Regions from separate parts of the Homo sapiens genome. Here regions 2, 3 and 4 are each linked to region 1. The links are chromatin loops, found by intact Hi-C in ENCODE. Cell type or tissue: Caco-2. All regions are shown on one strand. Each heading gives the region's core, and the rest is flanking DNA. Links, peaks and the distances in the headings are about the cores only.

Evidence for each region. Hi-C counts contacts between places; a loop is a spot of excess contacts. Peaks named below come from ENCODE experiments on the same cell type or tissue, not always from the same donor. Only the 100,000 strongest peaks of a DNase experiment are listed, where the experiment ranks them.
Region 2: a loop joins it to region 1, with 2.9 times the contacts of the local background. A loop is called at or near these places in 2 of 110 quality-filtered maps.
Region 3: it touches region 1 in a loop (2.1-fold over the local background); 20 of 110 quality-filtered maps call a loop at or near these places.
Region 4: a loop joins it to region 1, with 6 times the contacts of the local background. A loop is called at or near these places in 23 of 110 quality-filtered maps.

What each region holds. Positions count from the first base shown.
Region 1 is chr1:167,923,327-167,929,464 of GRCh38, reverse strand. MPC2 (mitochondrial pyruvate carrier 2) reads left to right here. Exons shown (of 6, transcript NM_001143674.4): 3 at 4,928-4,968. It also overlaps a transcript of DCAF6 not described here. Among named protein-coding and RNA genes, the nearest start is that of DCAF6, 10 kb to the left of the region's middle. In Caco-2, for the core only: no CTCF peak of the experiment used is centred there; DNase peaks (open chromatin) are centred at 1,313 and 2,764; H3K4me3 peaks cover 1,980 bases.
Region 2 is chr1:167,866,653-167,872,790 of GRCh38, reverse strand. It overlaps ADCY10 (adenylate cyclase 10), which reads left to right. Exons shown (of 33, transcript NM_018417.6): 14 at 2,381-2,534. It also overlaps a transcript of DCAF6 not described here. Among named protein-coding and RNA genes, the nearest start is that of ADCY10, 44 kb to the left of the region's middle. RefSeq lists a silencer at 2,766-3,060. In Caco-2, for the core only: no CTCF peak of the experiment used is centred there; DNase peaks (open chromatin) are centred at 2,210, 2,930 and 3,210; H3K4me3 peaks cover 328 bases.
Region 3 is chr1:167,817,408-167,823,545 of GRCh38, reverse strand. ADCY10 (adenylate cyclase 10) reads left to right here. Exons shown (of 33, transcript NM_018417.6): 29 at 423-538; 30 at 1,405-1,522; 31 at 5,279-5,474. Among named protein-coding and RNA genes, the nearest start is that of ADCY10, 94 kb to the left of the region's middle. RefSeq lists a silencer at 3,113-3,262. In Caco-2, for the core only: no CTCF peak of the experiment used is centred there; a DNase peak (open chromatin) is centred at 3,284.
Region 4 is chr1:167,801,127-167,807,264 of GRCh38, reverse strand. No RefSeq gene overlaps it. Among named protein-coding and RNA genes, the nearest start is that of MPZL1, 82 kb to the right of the region's middle. In Caco-2, for the core only: a CTCF peak has its summit at 3,736 (motif pointing right); a DNase peak (open chromatin) is centred at 3,754.

The DNA of each region.
Region 1 (6,138 bases), core at 377-5,376:
TTTAAAAATAAGGCAATAAAACACAAAATAACTTATAGTCAGTATTTTTCATTCTTGAACATAGTTCATAGTTTAAAATGTGTAGACTTTTTTTTTTCTTTTTTCGAGACGGAGTTTCGCTCTTATTGCCCAGGCTGGAGTGCAATGGTGCAATCTCGGCTCACTGCAACCTCTGCCTCCTGGGTTCTAGCGATTCCCCTGCCTCAACCTTCCCAAGTAGCTGGGATTACAGGCATGCACCACCACGCCCGGCTAATTTTGTATTTTTAGTAGAGATGGGGTTTCTCCATGTTGGTCAGGCTAGTCTCAAACTCCCCACCTCTGGTGATCCGCCCACCTCCGCCTCCCAAACGGCTGGGATTACAGGCATGAGCCACCACGCCCGGCCTAAATGTATAGACATTTTAAATACTTGTTTAATGTTTCTAAATTGTCAGCATTGGAGGCCTTCTTCAACATCCAGTAGTACTGTTCAAAGAAACAAGATGAAAATGTATTAATTCTTTTTCTAAAAGAATATATAGTATGTTTGATGTGGACAATTTCTTTCATCTTGGGCTATAAATTAATGTCTTATGAGGAGATTTTTCTTCAGTATATTTTCAGCAGTTCAAATTTTCCACCTAATCAAGTTATTTCATTTATCATAATGGATGTTAGCCAGGTATCTGTTAGTTTATACTTCTGCTTATTCTAATATTAAGGTATTATAATCACTTCACGTGTCATAATTATCTATTTTTATGCTCTCCTATGAGAATAGCTGTGTCATTGTACAGAACATAAGCCTGTGTTTTCCAGGTCTAGAATGACACATGTGACATTGTATTGTCACTATTTGAGTGATACCTATTTCTAAATGCTTTGTTTTGTCAAAACTTTATGTTTAGAAATGTTGAAGTAAGTTGGAATGTTTTTTCGCTACCATATCCACTGTTGATCAATTGCTGTTTTCTGGAAGACAGCCTCTGTATCTGTTTTATATATGTCTAAATTTACCTGTCTAGCTTTATTTGACATATTATTTACTCTTACAGGAAAAAAAAGCTAAGAAATGTTAATTGAATGTTAATTAGCTACAATGAAAGGGTTAAGTTTTCTTTAAAATTTTGTTAACCCATTGTGTGACTTTTTTTTTTTTTTTTCTGGAGTGCAGTGGTGCGATCTCGGCTCACTGCAAGCTCCACCTCCCGGCTTCACGCCATTCTCCTGCCTCAGCCTCCCGAGTAGCTGGGACTACAGCCGCCTGCCACCACGCGCAGCTAATTTTTTGTATTTTTAGTAGAGACAGGGTTTCACCGTGTTAGCCAGGATGGTCTCGATCTTCTGACCTCGTGATCCGCCCATCTCGGCCTCACAAAGTGCTGGGATTACAGGCATGAGCCACCGCGCCCGGCCGACCTTTTTTTTTAACAGTTAAGAAAACACTGTTTGCAGTTATAGATATTAAACTGATTTTTTTGTCACTTGTCCACATCTTTTAGTATCTCAGAAAAATTAGCAATTTAGAAGGCCTTATGTATTGGCTACTGCTATTTTTCTGTTTAGTACATAGCAGTTGTTAAACTAAAATTAGAGCTTGTTTTCATAGTTTAAAATTATTCACTCACTAAAATACCTCTCTTGGTCCAGGTTCTAGCAACCATAATTTGATGTTTGAAGTTTTTTCAGTTGTTTGGTTTGGTGGGGAAGGGCTGTTGTTAATATTGTAAAACTATTACCTAGCTCTAGGCAGTTTAGTAAATTAGTTACCAGGCAAACCTACTGAAAAGATCGACTATTAACCCCAAAGGATCAACCATTTAAGCCTGTCAGCCATTTAAGCTTGAAACCAGAATCTAGAGGCTTTACTCAGAAAACAATTTTGGGGTGACAGAAACTTCAGCTTTCAAATAGAACAAGAGAAGTCTGCTGAAGAGTTCAGAGTAAAAATGAACACCCATTCAGCCAGAGACTAAAACAATACATGGACTGACTCTTGATTGATGAAGCGAAACTCCATGCGAGGATAAAAACTAAACTTAGTAATTGATACTGTGTATGAGCCAGAGACACTGTGTATGACAAAGAAAAATGAACCAGGTGTAATGATAGGAATCCCAGAATCTCACCCTAAATTTCCAGAGAGTTTGAGAAGACTGACTTATAGGATTAATGCATTATGGCATCAGACTCAGGGGAAGAGAGCTGTGGTCTAAGAGTAGAGTAACTAATGAGTGAAATCTAATATATCCTTGGCATAAAGGGAACCTGATGTCCCTAGAGATGAGAAAACAGCAAATTCCAGCCTTGAGGATGAAGCAGTGTCGAGGCAAATCTGGGTCAGACAGAAAGTTTGAATATCTTTGATTAGCATCTATCCTGAACATGGTGGATCCAATTCAGTTCTGTTGGCACATACCTATTATTTGTCAAGGAAGATTAAGAAAAGGACCTTGTCTTCGGGTTAATGTGACAGATGCATAAATAATCATTTTAACAGAAAATGATAGAAGAATATACAGGCTGCTTTGGTAGTTAAGAGAAGGAGCAATTTAGCCTAACCTGGAGTTTTTTTGTTTGTTTTTTAAGGCTTCCTTGAGGAGATGCAACCTGAGATGAGTTTCTGATGGATAGGAGTTAGGTAAAGACTAAGCAGGATATTGAGAAGGGACAGCATGAACTGAAGAGCCATAAAATAGCATGAAACTAGTTGAATGTTTGCCTAGCTTATCAGTCGCCCTAGGCCAGGATTTCTTAACCCTCTACTTTCTGGGAGCGGCTGTCCTGCGCATTGGAGGATGTTTAACAGCATCCCAGGCCTCTACCCACTAGACGGCAGCAGCAGCGGCAGCAGCAGCAGCATCTGCAGCAGTTGGGGCACCACAGTTGGGGCAACTAAAAATGCCCCTGGGGGGACACTCCTGGTTGAGAACCGCTGACTTGGCTAATATTTAGTTAAATTAGGATTATATATTCTGAAACTCAGTGGCTTCATGTTTTCTTTTATATTCCCCTTTTTCCCTTCGTAAAAATGTCTTCAATTCCAACCTTAACCAAAGAAGAAACTAAATTATTTTCTATCTTGTAGAGAGAAAAAGATGTGGCTAGAGTTCTATGTGTGTGGTGGCTGTGCCCAGAACAATACTGCTTAGAGAACTGGATAACAGAAACTGAATATAGATAGGTTTTTCACTCAGTTGTAAGAACATCAAAATTTAGAACTCCTTGATAGTTTAAATTCTCTCACCAGCTGTTTCAGCACTGTTTTTAGATTTATTCTACAACTTAAAATACGGAAAATTCGAACGTACACAAGAAAATGTAAAAATGGTTAGATACCAGATGTATGTGAGAAAATAAAGTTTAACATTATAATGGGCTGAGTAGTCCCACAAGGAACCACAGGGTTTGTGCCGTGATCTTCTTTCTAGTGTTTGAAGAATTATTCTAATGATACCCAGCTTCTCTGAAGAATGAGAAAATGAAACTTAGATTGCTGTAGGACTTTAGGATTAAATTAGAAAATCAGCAAACATATTTTAAAACTATTAAAAGCATAAGACAGACTTATCAATATTTAAGTATCAGGCTGATAAAAACAACTTATGATTTTAAAGTACTTTAAAAGTTATTTGTGGCCGGGCACGGTGGCTCACGCCTGTAATCCCAGCATTTTGGGAGGCTGAGGCGGGCAGATCACAAGGTCAGGAGTTTGAGACCAGCCTGGCCAACATGGTGAAACCCTGTCTCTATTAAAGATACAAAAAAATTAGCCGGGTGTGGTGGCAGGCGCCTGTAATCCCAGCTACTTGGGAGGCTAAGGCAAGAGAATCACTTGAACCCGGGAGGTGGAGGTTGCAGTGAGCCGAGATTGTGCCATTGCACTCCAGCCTGGGCAACAGAGTGAGACTCTGTCTCAAAAAAAAACAAAAAAAACCAAAAAAAAAACCAAAAAAAAAAAACGTTGTTTGTATGTGTATATATATATGTGTGTGTATATGTATATGTATATATATATATATATATATATATATATATATGTGTATATGTATATCTGTATATTATATATACACATACATATATATTAGGGTAATAAATGTTAGTATAAACTGCTTCCAACTCTACTGGCTAACTTTCCTTTTTATTTATTATTCTACATTCTATTAGGTAATAGGGGTACAAGTATGAATAGTATTGAGCCACTAGCTTCGAGAAAGTCATAATCTTGATAGGTACATAGATTTACAAATAACTGGAGTAAAATATGTAAAATGTACTGTGGTAGATTTTAAAATGACATTGAATTAATGAATTTTGCTGTAAGAATACTGTGAATTCGAGAGGGACAAAAATATCAAGGACTATGTTAAATTGTGGAAGACAGAATGTGTAGCATTACCATCACTTAAGGCTAAAGGCAAGTAGTTTGCACTATCTGGTGATACTTTTCAAAACCTGCATACTAAGCAAAAATTGGAGGGAAGCAACTGCCATTTTTACATTTTTCAAATTTTGCTGCTTAATGTTAAGATTACCCAACTATTTGTTATAGTAATTCAGCCAAAATGCACAAAAATGGGGTGTTATCACTGGGTTCATTTTCATTTGGGATGAGAGTGTTACTTGAGTGTAAAACTAGTATGAAAGTACATTAGAATCAAGGTTCCCTAAAATATTTTTATATGGCAGTATATTTACTGAAAAAAATTTGCATACAGTTGAACCTATCAGTTCAAACCTGTGTTATTCAAGGGTCAACTGTACTGTGATACTGTGGTGCCTCTCTAAATGTTAACTGAAATACAAAGTATGCAAAAAGCATAGTAAAAGTGGTTAAAAATAGGTTGATAAATCCTTTGGTTTTTAAAATTTGGTGACAGCTGTTAAAAGACGTGTATAATATATTTGGTTTATTCCTGAATTTTTCTTTTCTTTTTTTTTTCAGGTCCCAGAACAGTTTTCTTCTGGGCTCCAATTATGAAATGGGTAAGTCTTGAGTTTTTACGGAAGCTACTGAAAGACAAATTCCTTAATAGGAATTTACTAATTTGAAGTAACTTTTATGAAGGATATACTTTAGAGTATTCTTGGTATGCCTCTAGATGATTTCATGGCAAATATTCTCAGACATATCGTTTTCTACATAAAGCAACTATCTACTTTAGTTTTTCTGAACTCTTTAGATAAGAGGCCTTCTGGGAACATACTTGTTATCAAAAAACTTACAATTGTGCACCACATGGACATGAAATTTCATTCTAAAATGTTATTACTAAGTAAAACATTAAGCTAGTTAGAACCCCCAAGTTAACTTTTATTATTAATTTAGTATGAGAACTGAAGGTACTATCACCAAAATATAGGTGAGGAAAGTTACTCTCAAAAAGTAGATGGATTTATTCGAATATAAATATTAGCATTTGGTAAATGAGAGAACCTAGGACTTCTGACTCCAAGCCCAGTGCTTTTACTCTTCCCCAAAGTTTTCTTTCTTAAAGTTCTTACTTAGCTGAAAAGAAACAATTGTGGTGGCTGTTTGTAGCAAATCATTGATTTTATGTTGAAAGGGCCAGTTTGGGTCTATAACTGTGCTTCTCAAAGTGTCATCTCTCTGGACCTGCAGTGGCATCATTTGAGAACTTGTTAGGCCCCATCACAGACCTACTAAATCTGAAACTCTAGATGTGGAGTCCAGTGAGCTCTGTTTTCATAACCTCTTCGGATGATTCTCTAATGCCCTCTAAAGTTTGAAAACCACTGGTCTGTAGGCTTTTTTTTTTTTAATGTGGTAAAATACATATAAAACTTACTATCTGAACCATTTTCAAAGTGTACAGTTCAGTAGCGTTAAGTACATTTACATCATTGTTAACCAATCTCCAGAACCCTTTTTATCTTGTAAAAGCAAGTCTCTGTACCCATAATTCCCCATTCTCCTTCTCCCAGTCCCTGGCAACCACCATTCTACCTTCTGTCTCTATGAATTTCACTACTCTAAGTACCTCATGTAAATGGAATCAAAATGTATTTGTCTTTTTGTAGTTGGCTTATTTCCCCTAGCATAATGTCCACAAGGTACATTAACGTTGTCACATGTGTCACTTTCCTTTCTTTTTAATGCTGAATAGCATTCCATTGTATGTATTTACCACATTT
Region 2 (6,138 bases), core at 340-5,339, 57 kb after region 1:
CTATGTGTATATTTCTCAGTCTGATCTAGTTGCCCTTTTGCACTGATTCCACCAGTATGACATAAAGATCAGGTCCACATACCTTTCCTTCAAGCTATAACCAAACACAGATTGTCAGAGGCTAGCAGCATGGGAAATGCCCTTCTTTTACAAGGGCTGCTATAAATGAAATTGCAACAGCATGGTTGACAACAAAACTATAATAAATAAATAGTGGCTTTTTAGGGTAAAAACTGCATACAACAGTCCCCGATATTGAGGCTTTGCTTAGATAGAAACAAGGTGCATGCATTTCAAGTTAAGGAGACAATCTCATTTTAGAATCCAGCTAAAGATACTCCATAAGGTTCTACCAGTAGGTGTTCTGTATGAATAGAACACAGGGAGCTGGAAGAGTCAGCTATGCAGGCTTTTTTTTTTTTTAAGCTTCCTTAGGAAACTTTATTTTTTTTGAGATGGAGTTTTGCTCTTGTTGCCCAGGCTGGAGTGCAATGGCGCCATCTCGGCTTACTGTAACCTCCGCCTCCCAGGTTCAAGCAATTCTCCTGCCTCAGCCTCCTGAGTAGCTGGGATTACAGGCATGCACCACCACGCCCGGCTAATTTTGTATTTTTAATAGAGACGGGGTTTCTCCATGTTGAGGCTGGTCTCGAACTCCTGACCTCAGGGGATCCACCCGCCTCGGCCTCCCAAAGTGCTGGGATTACAGGCGTGAGCCACCGCTCCCAGCCTGGAAACTTTATTATTTTTTATTTATTTATTTTTTATTATTATACTTTAAGTTCTAGGGTACACAATGCACAACGTGCAGGTTTGTTACATATGTATACATGTGCCATGTTGGTGTGCAGCTATGCAGCCTTTGAAGCCTCATCTTCTAAGTTCCTATGTGAGCTTCATTCAGGCCAAAGAAAAACACAAAACATCTCACGAAATTGAGGTTCAAATGCATTTTCAGAAAGGGAATATTTCACCCAAAAGAAGCAATACAGTCTGCTAAGTAGTTCTCACTAAGCCATACTCAGAAATGTATATTACCAAGCAAAGCACTTAGCTTCTTTTTATTAAATGTCTACACTTGAATTAATGGTCCTTCAACAAAGACATTAGATAATACCTGGATATTTATTTGTTCTATCAGTGAATAACAAAATGGGCCTCCACATTCATCTGCCCAGCACAGAAGGAATAGTTAGCTCTCAATGAGTCTCCAACTTTTTTGACAGAAATTGCTCACTGCTTAGAAATTACAATTCTTACAGCTCCTTACAGCAGGGTTTCAGATTTCACCCAGGGCTGTTACAGTATTTAAAAACACACAAGAAAAATAAGGGTTGTAACCCAAGGTGATTTTTATTTTTTTCTTTTCCAAGTTTTCCATATTTTCTACAGCAAGCATATGTTAGTTTTATAATCAGAAAAAACCTATAATCTATTTTCACTAAGAATTTAAGTTGCTCTTATGATAGAAATAATCTGTACATGATTTCTGAAGGCAAATTGAATTTTATCCCTGGTAATGCTTTTTGTAGCCCTGAATTAAGTATAATCTTCATTTACAGAGGGCAAATTTCCTTTATCACAGAATCAGAAATAAAAATATTTTATCCATAATTGTTTAATGTAGGAAAACTAACTTTAATAAATTTATTTCCTAATGTAATAGTCTACATATTACTTCTAGTGTGTTGAATAAAAACAAAAAACAAAAAACAAAAAAAAACAAGCTTTAGGGTTAGATAGCCTTGGCTTAATTCCTGGTTGTGTAATCTAAGCAAATCTCAGTTTTCTACACTATAATTAAACATTATAATGAGGATTATAAGAATACTTTCTCTCACAGCTTCTAATCAAATGAAACTGCAAAACCACATGGTTAGCTAAAAAGCTCCCAGGAAGATTTAAACAATTTTGAAAGTGCATAAGGCTTGAAGAAAGTCTGTGAACAATGCCATGGAAATTCCAAGTTTTTTTTTTTTTTTTTAGATGGAGTTTTGCTTGTCGCCCAGGCTGGAGTGCAATGGCAGGATCCCGGCTCGCTGCAACCTCCGCCTCCTGGGTTCAAGCAATTCTCTTACCTCAGCCTCCTGAGTAGCTGGGACTACAGGCACCCGCCACCAAGTCTGGCTAATTTTTTTTTTTTTTTTTTTTTGTATTTTCAGTAGAGGCAGGGTTTCATCATGTTGGCCAGGCTGGTCACGAACTCCTGACCTCAGCAGATCCGCCCACCTCGGCCTCCCAAAGTGCTGGGATTACAGGAGTGAGCCACAGCGCCTGGCCCAAGGATATTTTTAGAAGGAGGGTTTCTATGTGACTTTTTATATCTCTAGACTATTTTACGTTGATTGAGTTTGCTCTTTTTTAAAACTAAAAATAACAGGACGTAATAAAGAGATCAACTACTTCATGTATACTATGAAGAAATTTTTGATATCTAACAGCAGCCAAGTCTTAATGTATGAGGGATTACCAGGATATGGAAAAAGCCAGATACTTATGAAAATTGAGTACCTGGCCCAAGGTAAGAATCACAGGTGAGTGTCTTGGAATGATTGTTCTGTGTGAACCCATAGAATCCTGATTTATTTTGATGCTCCTCTCCTTCCTATAACTTGCCTTATGTAAATTATCTATAACCTACAATTATTGGATGCCATGACCCTTGTGCTAAATAGATAACTAACAATAAACACATAGAGCTAAGAAAAAGAGAAACTGGGCTGACCCATGGATATCCTGATTTAATGCCAGGAAGGGCTTGGTTATTTAAAGTTTCCTAAGTAATCCCAATATTCAGACAGATCGAGAACAATTGGCATAGATGTTGAGATCAAGGCTAGATTTGGTCTGCAGAACAAACACTTAAGTTTATCCAGCTAGCTGACAGTGTAGCAGGACCAGCTGCAGACAAAACCCCTCAGACACCGAGATAGTGAAGGGAGTGGCTTTAATCAGCTGGGAGAATCGGCAGGCTAGCGTCTCAAAATCCGAGCTCGTCAAGGTGCTCAACTTCTGCCCTTTTAAGGGCTCACAACTCTAAGGGGGTCTGCATGAGAGGGTCGTGATCGATTGAGTAAGCCAGGGGGTACGTGACAGGGGCTGTGAGCACTGGTGGTCACAGTGAAACAGAACAGAACGAGAGATTTCACAATGTCCTTCCATACAATGTGTGGAATCTATAGATAACAACAGTTGCTAGGTCAGGGGTCGAATTTTAACTACCAGGCTTAGGTCAGGCAGGCCCAGGCCTGGTTTCGGGTCTGGTTCTTAGGCGCCGGGCTACCTGCCTTTAGTTTCGCTTCTCTGTCCTTTTCTGAGTATAAAACAATATAAAACAATATGAGAGGGTCTCTCTCTTCCCTCATTTCCCCCGTTTGAGACTCTCACTTTTTATTAGTGGGAGTTCTCACTCTTATTTTTGCCACTTATGCCTTCTTGTGCAATAGATTGATAGTGATTCATATAGTACACTTGTGTTGAGGCATTTTGGTGAACTAAGGTAGCAATGAAGCTTTTTATCATTTGAAGAAGTACAGGCAGCAAGCAAGGGAGCAGTAAGCAGGTTTCTATTACTATTATAACTCCTATATAAGAGTTTTAAATCCTCCTAGTGCTGGGAACCACCTTCTAAACATGGCTTCAGGGTCGAATCCGTGCTACACTCGTACGGGCATATGTGCCAGTTTTGTCATGTTTTTAACTATGTCTTTAACTACGTCTTTAACTACTTGCCTTTGATTATCTATGTGTAGACAGTAATTAGTAAGGTTAAATTTTTATAGACCTCTCTTTCAGCTGCTAGAAGTAGTCGAGAGCCAATCTATTTTGATAGATAGCATTTCTTATCTGAGTTTCTTGCCGGGCCAGAATAGTCAAGGCTTGACTGGTTTTATTAGTGATGATTTCTAAAACAGCTTGCAACCGTATGATTCAGTTGAGCATGTAAATGGGGGTCTGGTATACCCATGAGCCATCTTGTGTCTAAGTGGCAGGCCTATAGTATTGTATAATTTTTTAGGTGGTCATTCATCATCTTTTTAATTATCTATGGCTATGTTTCGCTTTTCGCGGAAAGCATAGACAGGGAAGCCCAGGAGTTCGCCTATTTGTATGGGCAGTAGGAAGAAAGATGGTTTAATAGTGCCAATAACACAACTACCTGTCCACTGGTCAGGCAGCTTAGCGTAGGTTCTATGTCCACGTATCCAGTATAGCCTAGTGGGGGGCTGTCTAGTCCCGGTGGAATTCTGGGTGGGCTTAAACGGTCTGCAACTTTGGAAATTTACTGAATGGATTTTTATCTGTGTGGTTTGAACTCCACCATGTAACTGTTTTTGTGGTACCATTATACAGTTTTTGTCCTAGGCAACTAAGTCATCCTACAGGATGAGTGAATTCTTTCCTTTTTTCAGCTATGCAATATTGTCTAATAATTGAGACTTTTAGAACCTAGAAATGATCAGGGTGATTCTTTTGGGCCGGGAATTCATCAGGAACTGGGTCTGTAGGCACTAATTCTCGGGCTTCTTATGCCATTGATCTCTTATTACAGTTTCTCCACAAACGTAACATGAGGTGACATTTAGAGACTGGGCTACATGCTCGGCTAATTGCAAAAACAAATTTCTGGTTTTTCCTGGAGTCTCTGGTACTGGCACATTTAGTTAATCATAGAAAGTCTGAAATACTGGTTCCGGAGAGAGTTTACGAACCTCCTCTTTTACTAAGGTATTTACTCTAGGATCTAGTCCTTTTTTATCGACGCCCAGAGATACGTGTACTTCTTTTTTTCTACCTTGGGTTTAAGGGATTTGTAATTACTAATTTCAAGGGGTTGCAGCTTCCACTCGTACAGGAGGGGCTGCCTTCTCCTTTTTGGAGCTAAACAGGGTCTTTTTCATCCTTTTTCTAAGTAGCCTAGATGACACAAGACCAGTAATTACACACATTTGCACATGAGCTTAATTCGTGGCAGATATACTTATTTCCTGCTGTGTAACTTTTTTTTTTTTCAGTTTAAAGAACCGCATCTTATTCTATGCCGATTGCTATTGATAGTGGCACAAGCATTAAATTTTAGTGTTACATGCTTGGGGATCCCTCTTTCTTCTGTCTTAGCTATTACTTTACTTGTGTCACCTAGAAAAGGACCAGTCCTTAATTTATTTTAAAAAACTGTGATCATTGGAGGCTTAAAATGGGTCATAACACACATCAGGTTGGTTATTTCCTAGGCTACATACCTTGGATAGAATAGCATTATACAAACAAGTTTCTTTTAGAGTCCTCGTACACTTATAATAACCATGAAATAATAGGACTGTAGCAATCTTTTGTCCTACCTCAGTGACTTGATGTATATACTGGGAACAGTTCTCAGTCTGAGGAAGGTCAGTTGAAGTCCTTACTGTACAAGTCCAAATTTTAAGGAAAATGAGTCCCGTGATGAGTTTTCTCATGCTTCGGCCGTGCGTGGACCAGTCAGCTTCCGGGTGTGACTGGAGCAGGGCTTTTTCTGAGTCACTTTGCAGAGGTTGGTGAAGCTGCTCCCATCCACGTACAGCTCCCAGTTTACTGATGTTTAAGGATGGTTTTGGAGGTTGGGCCCACTAGAATAAACTGAGTCCAACACTTCTACACAGTTATGTTTAACTGGGCTCTCTGATACCAGGAGCAAGGTGGCGGGGTTTAGGGTGTTGCAAACTTCAATGGTTATGTGGGGATTTTCACAGAGCAAGCTTTGGTATCTAGTTAGTCTAGCATTCATTAGCTAATGATGTCCTTTGGTACTGATTAAAGTCACCACAGCATGGGGGGGACTTTATGTTTAGGTTTTGCCTAAGAGTTAGCTTATCTGCTTCTTGTGCTAACAGGGCCGTTGCTGCCAGGGCCCTTAGATATGGGGGCCAGCCTTTGGAAACCCCATCTAGTTGTTTTGAGAGATAGGCCACTGGCCTTGGCCAGAGCCCTACAGTCTGGGTTAAAACTCCAACTGCCATTTTTTTTTTTTGAAGATAACCATTCTTTTTTTTTTTTTTTTAAGTGAACTTTCTTTATATCTGTGGACTAGACTGTCTAAGGCCACAAGATTAGAAGTTACTATAATACATGTTACACTGTTAACTTTTAGCAAACTTT
Region 3 (6,138 bases), core at 815-5,814, 110 kb after region 1:
TGTCACCCGAGCAGTGTACACATACCCAACATGTAGTCTTTTATTCCTCACTTCCCTCCTCCCCTCCCCTCCGAGGCCCCAAAGTCCATTATATCCACTGCTTTTTTTTTTTTTTTTTTTTGAGATGGAGTTTCGCTCTTTTGCCCAGGCTGGAGTGCAGTGGTGCGTTATTGGCTCACCACAACCTCCGCCTTCTGGTTTCAAGCGATTCTCCTGCCTCAGCCTCCCAAGTAGCTGGGATTACAGGCGCCCGCCACCATGCCCAGCTAATTTTTGTATTTTTAGTGGAGATGGGGTTTCACCATGTTGGCCAGGCTGGTCTCGAACTCCTGACCTCGTGATCCACCCACCTCAGCCTCCCAAAGTGCTGGGATTACAATATCCACCACTTTTTAATGGCCACTACCTTTTCTTTTCCATAGATACCCGCAATTGATCCAGGTGCTGGGGCGGCTGTGGGAGCTTTCTGTAACACAGGAACACATCTTCAGCAAGGCATTTTTCTATTTTGTCTGCTTGGACATCCTGCTTTATTCTGGTAAGTGTGGGTTTGGGATGTAAAAGAACTTGGGGGTGTTGATACCTGTGCTGGTGTGGTGTGGCAGCTCTCAGGTTGGGGCTTTGGGACCACTAGGTTTCTGGCTGGTGGACTTACAGGGCAGGGATGGAGAGAGGCTGGTTGTGTGAGCTGAAGCACTGTCTAGCAGGTGCCGAGATTGTAAAGGCACGGCAAGAAGGAGAATTAAGTCTGAAGGAACCTGATGGATATGAGCTGCCAGTTAAACTGTCAGATCAATTTGCACCTAAGTGATAGTGGCTGACTGTCTTACTATGTGCCTTTTACCAGGGGTTTTTAACTTTTAGCAGGATGTACTTAGAGACTTCACGCTTTAGAATGAAGGACTAGATTGCTTGAGGTGAGAGTTCCAGGCTGGTAGCTATTGGTGATTTGGAAAATAAGTTACTTCCTGATAACCTTCAAGTGACACCAAGTAGGTCACTTGAAGTGTACACACTAAACCACAGGAACCAACCTGAATTGTTTTCCCCACATGTGATCTTGAAAGGGGATGCAGACATTGCCATCAACAAAGGAAGCATGTGTGGAGAGACAGAGAAGTCCTAGGCTGCACTAAGGCCAGGAAGGATTAGTTTAAACCCCACACCTGCCTGGTCGGTACTGTGGAACTGTAGTATATATCCATAACACTCCCCAATAGGTAGGACTCAGCAAACACAGGGCAATCCAGTCATGAGGTTGTTGCAATCCACGGGACCCTCTGGATTCATACAATAATCAGAGGCAACTCTCCCTGCAGTGGGAAATTCAACTGAGAGTGACTAGGCTAGAAAGATGATCACCCACACCTACTAATAACTCTCACCCATTCCTCTCTCTCTTAGGTTTTGTTTATAGAACATTTGAAGAATGTTTGGAATTCATACACCAATACGAAAACAACAGAATCCTCAAGTTCCACAGTGGACTCCTCCTGGGACTTTATTCCTCTGTAGCTATCTGGTAACAATGTGTGGCATATCACTAAATTCCCAAAGTGAAAATGTTGAATCCCAAGGAAGAGTTCTTGAAAAATCTTTTAGAAAGTATTCATAATTTATACCTGAGACAGCTTAAGGGTGTCAGAGGATATTTACACAGAGAGACATGTTAGGGATCAACTAGTTCATCCCCCTTGGCCAAGGACAGAAAAGTAAATTTATCTCAATTACATCCATGCAATAAACATTTATCGCAAACATATCATGTTGTGGTGATACAGGGATAAATAAGAAAAGATTGCTTTCTTCAGAGGGGTGCTGGGGTTTGAGGAAGACTAATGAATAGCACCACTTGCCCACCCGGCACCTGCCCATATCTAATCACATGGATTGACAAAGCCAATGTTGGAAGACATGGCTTATATCTTCACGAAAGCGGGCTTCGTAATATTGAGCACTGGAATTAGACTTAACCCATTCAGCAGCAGGCAGTTCTGGAAAACTGTAGGTCTACTCACATGGAGGCAGGCCTCTTGTAGCAGAGAGATCAGTATCACACTCCCTGTTGGCTTCACTGGCTCTCAAGATAGAGAGAGACACGGACTGAGTTATACTTGCCCAATTCATCTCCCAAATCACCAGCAAGATCTCTCCTTATCATTGAAAGGGCAAGTAAAGCGGGGAAAGAGTTCTGGTGCTTTGCACCAAATAGAGGCCCCTTACATGGAAGGAAATTTCAGGAGTGAGGAAGCAGCATTCTCCCCGCACCCCATTAACTCATTAAGCCTAAGGCTCAATTCCTTTAACCTACTACGTTTTTAACTCAGTTAAGCATGTAGCTATTATGGTCATACCCTTAAGGAAGGAGATGAATGCTAAGGTTCTAAAATGGGTCAGAACAGAACATTCATTAAATTATTTCCATGACTATCCCCAAGACTGAAAATCGCCCCCTATTATTTTATTTCCTATCTTAATTATATGCAACCGTATGGTCTATCAGAGGTTTGTGATGAGACTAAATGACAATATGAAGACATTCCTATATAAAATGCTACAAGTTAGAACAGCTCCAAATTGGAATAGAAATCCACCCCTTCCTTCTTTCTGAGACAGTCTTGCTGTGTCACCCAGGTTGGAGTCCCGTGGTGCGATCGCGGATCACTGCAGCCTCGCCTTCCCAGGCTCAAGTGATCCTCCCAAACACCTCAGCTTCCTGAGTAGCTGGAGTTGCAGGCACATACCACCACGCCTGGCTAATTTTAATCTTTTGTAGAGATGGGATGTCGTGATGTTGCCCAGGCTGGTCTCCAACTCCTGGGCTCAGGTCCCGTCTACCTCAGCCTTCCCAAATGCTGGGATTACAGGCATGAGCCACTGCACCTGGCAAGAAATCCCCTCTTATTATTAAAATTAATGAGGAGAAATTAAAATCCAAAAATTGATTACTCTTGCCAATTAAAGTTCAAAATCAAATAACTTACCAATGTGAGTTAAAGGTTAAGGAATCTAAAGTCCAGAAATCATCCAAATTTATTTTTCTTGTCTATCTCAGCAGGAGAATTTTTTAAACAGCTGTGTCCTAGGCCAATGCTGCTCAGACTTTAGTGGGCATAAAAATCACCTGGAGGGCAGTCGGCCAGCTCTCGGGGTGCTGAGCCAGGCGGGCTAGGCGAGGCGCGGGCTGGCCCCGCCCCTCTGGCCGGCCCCGCCCCTCAAGGCCGGCTAGTCCCCTTCCCAGAGACTTGGCTAGGCGGCCGGCGCTGCGGCGCCAGCAGCCCTGTGGTGGCGACGACGATGGACCAGGACCCAGTGGGCCCTGTGGAACGAGGAGAAGCCGTCGCAGCCTCGGGAGCTGCGGCCGCCGCGGCATTCGGGGAATCTGCGGGGCAGGAAATTAAGGGATCCAAAAAGCTGAGTCATGGTCCAAAAGGAAACGTTGATGTCAGGACAACCATAGCCAAATTTTATCTCAAGGATGAGTAACGAAAGAGGCTTTGAAACGTAGAACTGGGAGTCATAGGAAAAAAGAAGAAAGTCCCAAGGAGAGTCATCCACTTTGTTAGTGGCAAAACAATGGAAGAATACAGCACAGATGAAGATGAAGTTGATGGCCTGGAGAAGATGTTTTGCCTACTGTTGATCCGATTTGGCTTTAAATATTTGGCTATTAGAAAATCATGCCGGGCGCGGTGGCTGACACCTGTAATCCCAGCACTTTGGGAGGCCGAGGCCGGCAGATCACCTGAGGTCGGGAGTTCAAGACCAGCCTGACCAACATGGAGAAACCCCATCTCTACTAAAAATACAAAAAAATTAGCCAGGCATGGTGGCGCATGCCTGTAAACCCAGCTACCTGGGAGGCTGAGGCAGGAGAATTGTTTGAACCCAGGAGGCGAAGGTTGCGGTGAGCCAAGATCGCGCCATTGCACTCCAGCCTGGGCAACAAGAGCAAAACTTGGGTCTCAAAAAATAAAAAAAAATAAAAAATAAAAAAATCATAAGCAGGCCAGGAGCAGTGGCTCACGCCTGTAATCGCAGCACTTTGGGAGGCTGAGGTGGGTGGATCACCTGAGGTCAGGAGTTCGAGACCAGCCTGGCCAATATGGTGAAACCGTGTCTCTACTAAAAATATAAAAAATTAGGCAGGCGTGATGGCAGGCGCCTGTAATCCCAGCGAGGCAGGAGAATTGCTTCAACCAGGGAAGCAGAGGTTGCAGTGGGCTGAGATCGTGCCATTGTACTCCAGCCTGGTCAACAAGGGTGAAACTCCATCTAAAAAAAAAAAAAAAAAAAAATCGGATTTTCTACACAGAAAATATTCAAAGGATTGTACCATATACTCTGAAGGTAGTTCCAAATGCAGGTAGAATATTAAAGAGGTATTTCATGCAATGTAAGAATTGTTGGAATAAATGTCTTATTTTTAATTACTTTGAAGGGTTAAAAAAAAAATCACCTGGAGAGCTTGTTAACTCAGAGATGCCACACCCCCAGAGCCTGTCTGATTCAGTAGACCTGGACTGAACCAGAGAACCTGCATTAATGAGAATCCAGGTGATACTGATGATGCCAGTCTGTGGACTACATTTTGAGCAGTACTGGCCTAAATCATCTCTCTTTGGTATTGGAACAATTTCTTCAAGCCCCAGAATCCACAGCTCCAAGTGTCTGATCTCCCTCACTTTTTAATTTAAAAAGCCAAAGTGGCCGGGCATGGTGGCACAGCCTGTAATCCCAGCACTTTGGGAGGCCAAGGCGGGTGGATCACCTGAGGTCAGGAGTTCGAGACCAGCCTAGCCAACATGGTGAAACCCCGTATCTACTTAAAATACAAAAAATTAGCTGGGCGTGGTGGTACACACCTGTAGTCCCAGCTACTCGGGAGGCTGAGGCAGGAGAATCACTTGAACCCAGGAGGCAGAGGTTGCAGTAAGCCAAGATTGTGCCATTGCACTCCAGACTGGGGGACAAGAGCAAGACTTCGTCTCAAAAAAAGAAAAAAAGCCAAAGCCAAAGAGTTCAATGGTGGCTAATATTACCTGAGTGTTTCCAAGGATTCTATTCATCTCAAGTCATCAAAAAAATTTATTATTTCCTTGCTCTGTATCACATAATTTCCTGCTTTTTTAGGGAGTGTGAAGCAGGGGTAGGCAGGAGACTACACACTTCCAGAGACCCAGGTAAAGGAAGCTGCACATCCAGAGAGACATTTCAGAAAGCCAGCCTATTCCTAATGGGTGATACTGATTTTTCTTATTCTCTTGTGGTAATGCAGGTATGCCAGACTTCAGGAATGGGACAACTTTTACAAATTTTCCAATAGAGCTAAAAATCTTTTGCCAAGAAGAACCATGACACTTACTTACTATGACGGAATATCTAGGTACATGGAGGGGCAAGTTCTTCACCTTCAAAAACAAATCAAAGAACAGTCAGAGAATGCCCAAGCCAGTGGGGAGGAGCTACTCAAGGTGAGGCCTATTCTCCAGTTTCCAGTATAAAATATGCCTTAAATGGATCTCTGTCTACTTCCTGTGCTAATTATTTTCTCATTATAGAATTCATATATTTTTATAATAGAAGTTTTTGAAGGCACTTCCCCAAAGTAAGAAAGAAAATATAAATTGCCCATAACCTTACTACTCAGAGATAAGTACTTTTTGTATATTGAGATCCCACTTTTCAAGTATTTTTCTGTGTGTGTGCATGCACATTTCTCTATTTTGTAATTTGCTATTAAATATATTATGAATAATTTCCTGTCATTAAATTGTTTTTCACATCACGATTTAAAAGGAAGCATGGTACTTTATCTTACAGATATATGATTGTATGGCCTAATTATTATTGGATAGAACTTTTCTGTATGATTTTATTGCTATTGCTGTGATAAAGCATCCTGGTAGACAAATCATTCCACACGACAATTTAAAAAATTCAAATATGTATTAAGCATATTAATACAAGAGTGCTGGGGCGCAAGAGTGAGCAAATTAAACACCTCCAAGAGTTTACAACCTGGCATGGGCAAGCCCCCAAGAGAATAAAGGGCTAAATCTCTGGTGTTGGGTTGACACGTTTGCCTTGTTCTTGTAAACACTGAGCACAGGTGTACTAGTTTTCTATTGCTCTGTC
Region 4 (6,138 bases), core at 760-5,759, 120 kb after region 1:
GTCTCGACCAAAAAAAAAAAAAATGCAAAAGTTAACTGGGTGTGGTGGCAAGCGCCTATAGTCCCAGCTACTTGGGAGGTGGAGGTGGGAGGATTGCTTGAACCTGGGAGACGGAGGTTGCAGTGATCAGAGATCATGCCAGTGCACTCCAGCCTGGGCAACAGACAAGAGTCAGACCATCTCAAAAAACAATTTTTCCCTCTCCCTCTCCGTCTCCTTCTCCCTCCCCCTCTCCCCCTCTCCCCCTCTCCCTCTCCCTTCTTTCTTCGGTCTCCCTCTGTTGCCAAGGCTGGACTGTACTGCCGTGATCTCAGCTCGCTGCAACCTCCCCGCCTCGGGCTCCCGTGATTCTTCTGCCTAGGCCTGCTGAGTGCCTGGGGTTGCAGGCACGCGCTGCCATGCCTGACTGGTTTTTGTATTTTTGGTGGAGATGGGGTTTTGCCATGTTGACCGGGCTGGTCTCCAGCTCCTGACCTGGAGTGATCTGCCTGCCTTGGCCTCCTGAGGTGCTGGGATTGCAGACAGAGTCTCGCTCACTCAATGCTCAATGTTGCCCAGGCTGGAGTGCAGTGGCATGATCTCGGCTCACTACAACCTCCACCTCCCAGCCGCCTGCCTTGGCCTCCCAAAGTGCTAAGATTATAGCCTCTGCCTGGCCGCCACCCCGTCTAGGAAGTGAGGAGCATCTCTGCATGGCCGCCCATCGTCTGGGATGTGAGGAGCCCCACTGCCTGGCCATCCCATCTGGGAAGTGAGGAGCGCCTCTGCCCAGCAGCCCCGTCTGGGAGGTGAGGAGCGCCTCTGCCCGGCCGCCACCCTGTCTGGGAAGTGAGGAGCGCTTCTGCCCGGCTGCCCCGTCTGGGAAGTGGGGAGCGCCTCTGCCCGGCCGCCACCCTGTCTGGGAAGTGAGGAGCGCCTCTGCCCGGCTGCCCCGTCTGGGAAGTGGGGAGCGCCTCTGCCCGGCCACCACCCTGTCTGGGAAGTGAGGAGCACCTCTGCCCAGCCGCCTCGTCTGGGAAGTGAGGAGCGCCTCTGCCTGGCCGCTGTGCAATCTTCCAAGTGTGAAGTGACAGCCTTTCTGCACGTGTACCCAACAGCTCCGAAGAGACAACGACCATCGAGAACGGGCCATGATGACGATGGTGGTTTTGTCGAATAGAAAAGGGGGAAATGTGGGGAAAAGAAAGAGAGATCAGATTGTTATTGTGTCTGTGTAGAAAGAAGTAGACATAGGAGACTCCATTTTGTTCTGTACTAAGAAAAATTCTTCTGCCTTGGGATGCTGTTAATCTATAACCTTACCCCCAACCCCGTGCTCTCTGAAACATGTGCTGTGTCAACTCAGGGTTAAATGGATTAAGGGCGGTGCAAGATGTGCTTTGTTAAACAGATGCTTGAAGGCAGCATGCTCCTTAAGAGTCATCACCACTCCCTAATCTCAAGTACCCAGGGACACAAACACTGTGGAAGGCCGCAGGGACCTCTGCCTAGGAAAACCAGAGACCTTTGTTCACGTGTTTATCTGCTGACCTTCTCTCCACTATTATCCTATGACCCTGCCACATCCCCCTCTCCAAGAAACACCCAAGAACGATCAATAAATACTAAAAAAAAAACAAAAACAAAAACCAAAAAAACAATTTTTTTAACTTAAAAAAACCTGCTGCCTAGTATACAGAAGGAGATCCATAAGCATTAGCCTTTAATACTGTCACATGTATTCTAACAAGTTCTCCCCATCCTGTATTTAGACAGTTTGTTTTTTTTTACTTTAAAGAGAACAGACGGTACAGACAGGAAACAAAGAAACCGACTGTGGTCTGCTTTTAGCCAGTGAGAGAGAAGTAAACTAAAACATATGTCTAAATGCTGATGGGCAAAGGAAGGTAGGCCTTTGGGCACTCTCTCTGGATGGTGGCCTTTATCTCTAGCCTATGCCTTCCTTATTGGGTTATACTCGTTCCTTCTCTTTAAATATCCTGCACCCTGTGTTAGGCCTTCCTGGTGGTAACTGCAGGCAGTGATCATGATAAAGTCAAGTCATCTCCTTCGAGTTTAGCATCCTCTGGTTGCCACTCTGCATTGCTTGAACATAGGCTCAGGGGACAGTACTCTGGGGTTCTGCCCCAACCACCTTAGTCTGGTTTATACTCAGCTGCCCAACAGCTGCCAAAAGCATGAGTCTCACCCCTGTGCCCTTTGTGAACTGCAGGCAAGTATTCATGTTTTCTGTAAGTCAACACCACCAGGCTTCCCTGTGATTTTGATTCTATGGGTAGATAGTGCTAATGAGTGTGAGGATTTCTGAAACTAATAGTTCATCTCCCAAATTACTAAAAAACTAAAGCATACCACACACCTACGAGAATGGCCAAAATCTAAGACACCAAATGCTGGCAAGGGCGTGGAGTGACGGGAACTCTCACTCGTTGCTGGAGGGAATGTGAAGTTGTACAGCCATTTTGGAAGACAGTTTATAGTTTCTTACAAAACCAGACATATTCTTACCATACAATTCAGCAATTGTGCTTTTTGGCATGTACCCAAATGAACTGAAAACTCATATCCATACAAAACCCTGCACATGGACATTTATAGCAACTGTATAATTACCCAAACGTGGAAGCCACCAAGATGTCCCTCAGTAAGTGAATGGATAAACTGTGGTAAATCTAGACAATGGAATGTTATTCAGCACTAAAAAGAAATTAGCTATCAAGCCATGAAAAAAACAGAGAAGAACCTTAAATGCACATTACTGAGTGAAAGCCAGTCTGAAAAGGCCACATGCTCTATGGTTCCAACTATGTGACCTTCTGGAAAAGGCAAAACTATGGAGACAGTGGTTGCCAGTGGGGTGGGAGGAGGAGAGATGAACAGGAGGAACCTAGGGGAGTTTTAGGGCAATGAAACTATTCTGTACATTACTCTGAAGGAGGATTCACATCATTATACATCTGTTCAAACCCATAGAATGTGTAACAGCAGAGTGACTCTTAATGTAAACTATGGACTTTGGGTCAAAATGCCGTGTCAGTGTGGGTTCATCAATTGTATCACATGAACTGCTGTAGTGGGGAATGCTGTTAGCAGGTGAGGTTGTGAGTATGTAGGATCAGGGGCTATATGGGAATTCTCTACCTTTCATTCAATTTTGCTATGAGTCTAAAACTGCTCTATAAATAAAGTTTATTAATTAAAAACAAACCCACAAATACCTAAAGCATATGTTGACCAGCTCCCTTTCCCTCCACAGAGCTAGGATGCCTCATTCCCCAGTGCTTCCCCTGTCCTGGAAGTGCAGTGATGAGAACTGGTTTCAAAAAAAAAAAAAAAGAGGAGAGGGGAGGAGAGATGGGAAGGGGAGGAGAGGGGAGGGATGGGGGGAGGGGGAAGGAAGGAGAGAGGAGGGAGGGGGAGGAGAAAGGAGAGGAGGGGAGGGAAAGGGGGGAGGGAAGAGAGAAAGGAAAAAGCGAGAAAAGACCATACTGCAATTTGAAGGTTAAGTTCCATGTGCCTGAATCCAGAGGAGCGTGCATCAGGTTTTGCAGGAACCCTGTACTTGGTTCCGGTTCTGACTATGCCACAAACCAGTTACGTGACCTTGGGCAAGTCCCTTTTTCATCAGTTTCCTCATCTCTAAACTAAGCGAGTTGTGATAAAATCCCTTCCCTCCTCCATCTGGCTGTGATTCAGCCTCCTAACAACAGAATGGGTGTGGGCGAACCTGCTCTTGGCCAGCAGGTGGCAGCACTGGCTCCTTACTGTGGCTGCAGCCAAACGAACCATTCCTGGTCACGCTCTGGAGGCTTTTGTCTTCAGACCTGCAGCCTCAGCACTTAGCACCACTGCGGCGCCCCTCGTTACCTACAGGAAGCTTCCAGCATGACATCCTCGGGGCATCCTGGATAGAATTATTTTTAGGAGAAGGCAGACATAAATAATCCACGAAGGCTTCAGGAACAGGAATGAAAAAGTGATGATCTTTTTAAAATATTTATTTCTGTCACAACCCCCATGCCTGTCAACTCAAGGGTAAAGGTATTGTTCTCATTCTCTATTTCTCGCACTAAGACCAGTGTGCCTGCACAAACAGTAAGTCTTCAGAAAGTGTAAATTAATAAGTTCATTAAATAATATTTTCTTTTCTTTTTGAGATGGAGTTTCGCTCTTTTTGCCCAGGCTGGAGTGCAATGGTGTGATCTCGGCTCACCACAACCTCTGCATCCCAGGTTCAAATGATTCTCCTGCCTTAGCCTCCTGAGTAGCTGGGATTACAGGCGTGTGCCACCACGCCCAGTTAATTTTTGTATTTTTAGTAGAGACAGTGTTTCACCGTGTTGGCCAGGCTGGTCTCCAACTCCTGACCGCAGGTAATCCGCCCGCCTTGGCCTCCCAAAGTGTTAGGATTACAGGCATAAGCCACTGCACCTGGCCAATAATATTTTCATTTGATCATTTCAAGCTAATTCTTACAGACTACCTTAGAAGTAGAAACCTAATATTTATTGAATGAGTAAACAATATGGAGGTAAACAAAAATTACTTAACATCAACTATACTAATCAGGCTCTGCACTAGGGTTACAATGAGAAGTAAGAAACACTCTGCATGGTGGTTACCGATGTGGGCCTGGGACCACACTGGACTGGATCCAGTTGCTACTTCTTTGTGTCCTTGGGTAAGTTATTTAACCTGTTTGTGCTTTCTTTCCCTTGTTTGTAAAATGGGGATAATAACAGTATCCACCTCATAAGGTTGTTGTGGGTTAAGGGTGATAAGGTTTGGCTCTGTGTCCCCACCCAACTCTCATCTCGAGTTGTGATCCTCAGTGTTGGAGAAGAGGCCGGTGAGAGGTGATTGGATCATGGGGGCAGGTTTCCCCCATGCTGTTCTCATGGTAGTGAGTTCTCACGAGATCTGATGGTTTAAAAATGTTTGGCACTTCCACCCTCACTCTCTCTCTCCTGGTCTTCCATGGTAAGAAGGTACTTGCTTCTCCTTCGACCATTGTAAGTTTCCTGAGGCCTCCCAGTCACGCTTCCTATTAACCCTGTGGAATTGTGAGTCAATTAAACCTCTTTTGTTCTGAAATTACCTCGTCTCAGGTAGTTTTTAATAGCAGTGTGAGAATGGATTAATACAACAGGTAAAGCACTCAGAATTCCGCTGGGGGAACAGATCATTAAAACGCATAGCTATGAAGGGGCCCGGCATGCACCCTATCCTGGCTTTAGAAGGCTGGAGAAAGCTTCCTGAGAGAGGAAACAGGACTCAGCCAGGTGAAGAGCTTTACAGATTTGGGACACAGCGTTTGGTGCTGGAGGAGTTTTGGAGCCTGGGTCCTCCCACTTGGTCTGGCTGGAGTTCTCCTCAGCAGGGTGACATGTGTGTGATGACTAGAGGGCGGGCAGGAGCTGCATGCCCTCAGGCCTTATGGGGCAGGTGGTAGAGTTTGAGACCTTATCCTGCCAGCAGTAGGAGGCACTGAATGACTTTCCCAAGGAAGTGCATGGACCATATTTCCGTTTTAGAAAGACCATCACTCTTGGCCAGGCATGGTGACTCACATGTATAACCCCAGCATTTGGGAGGCTGAGGCAGAAGGATTGCTTGAGTCCAGGAGTTAGTGACCAGTGTGGACAACATAGTGAGGCCCCATCTCTTTCATTAAAAAAAAAAAGTAGGGTCGGGTGTGGTGGCTTACGCCTGTAATCCCAGTACTTTGGGAGCCGAGGCAGGTGGATCACTTGAGGTCAGGAGTTCAAGACCAGCCTGGCCTACATTGTGAAACCGTCTCTACTAAAAATACAAAAAAAAAAAATTAGCCGGCTGTGGTGACACACACCTGTTATCCCAGCTACTTGGGAGCCAGAATTACTTGAACCCGGGAGGCCGAGGTTGCAGTGAGCTGAGATTGTGCCACTGCCCTCCTGCCTGGGCGACGGAGCGAGACTTTGTCAAAAAAAAAAAAAAAAAGAAAAGTAGAAGGACCACCATTCTTTATCCAGAATGGGTTAGAAGACAGCTGAGTCAAGATGAAGACTGGGAGATAGTTGCTGTTGCAAGCTTGGAATTAGGGTGGCCTGCAAGAAAGAAGTATCAGTGGAGACAGAGATGAAGGCGTTGATTTGACAG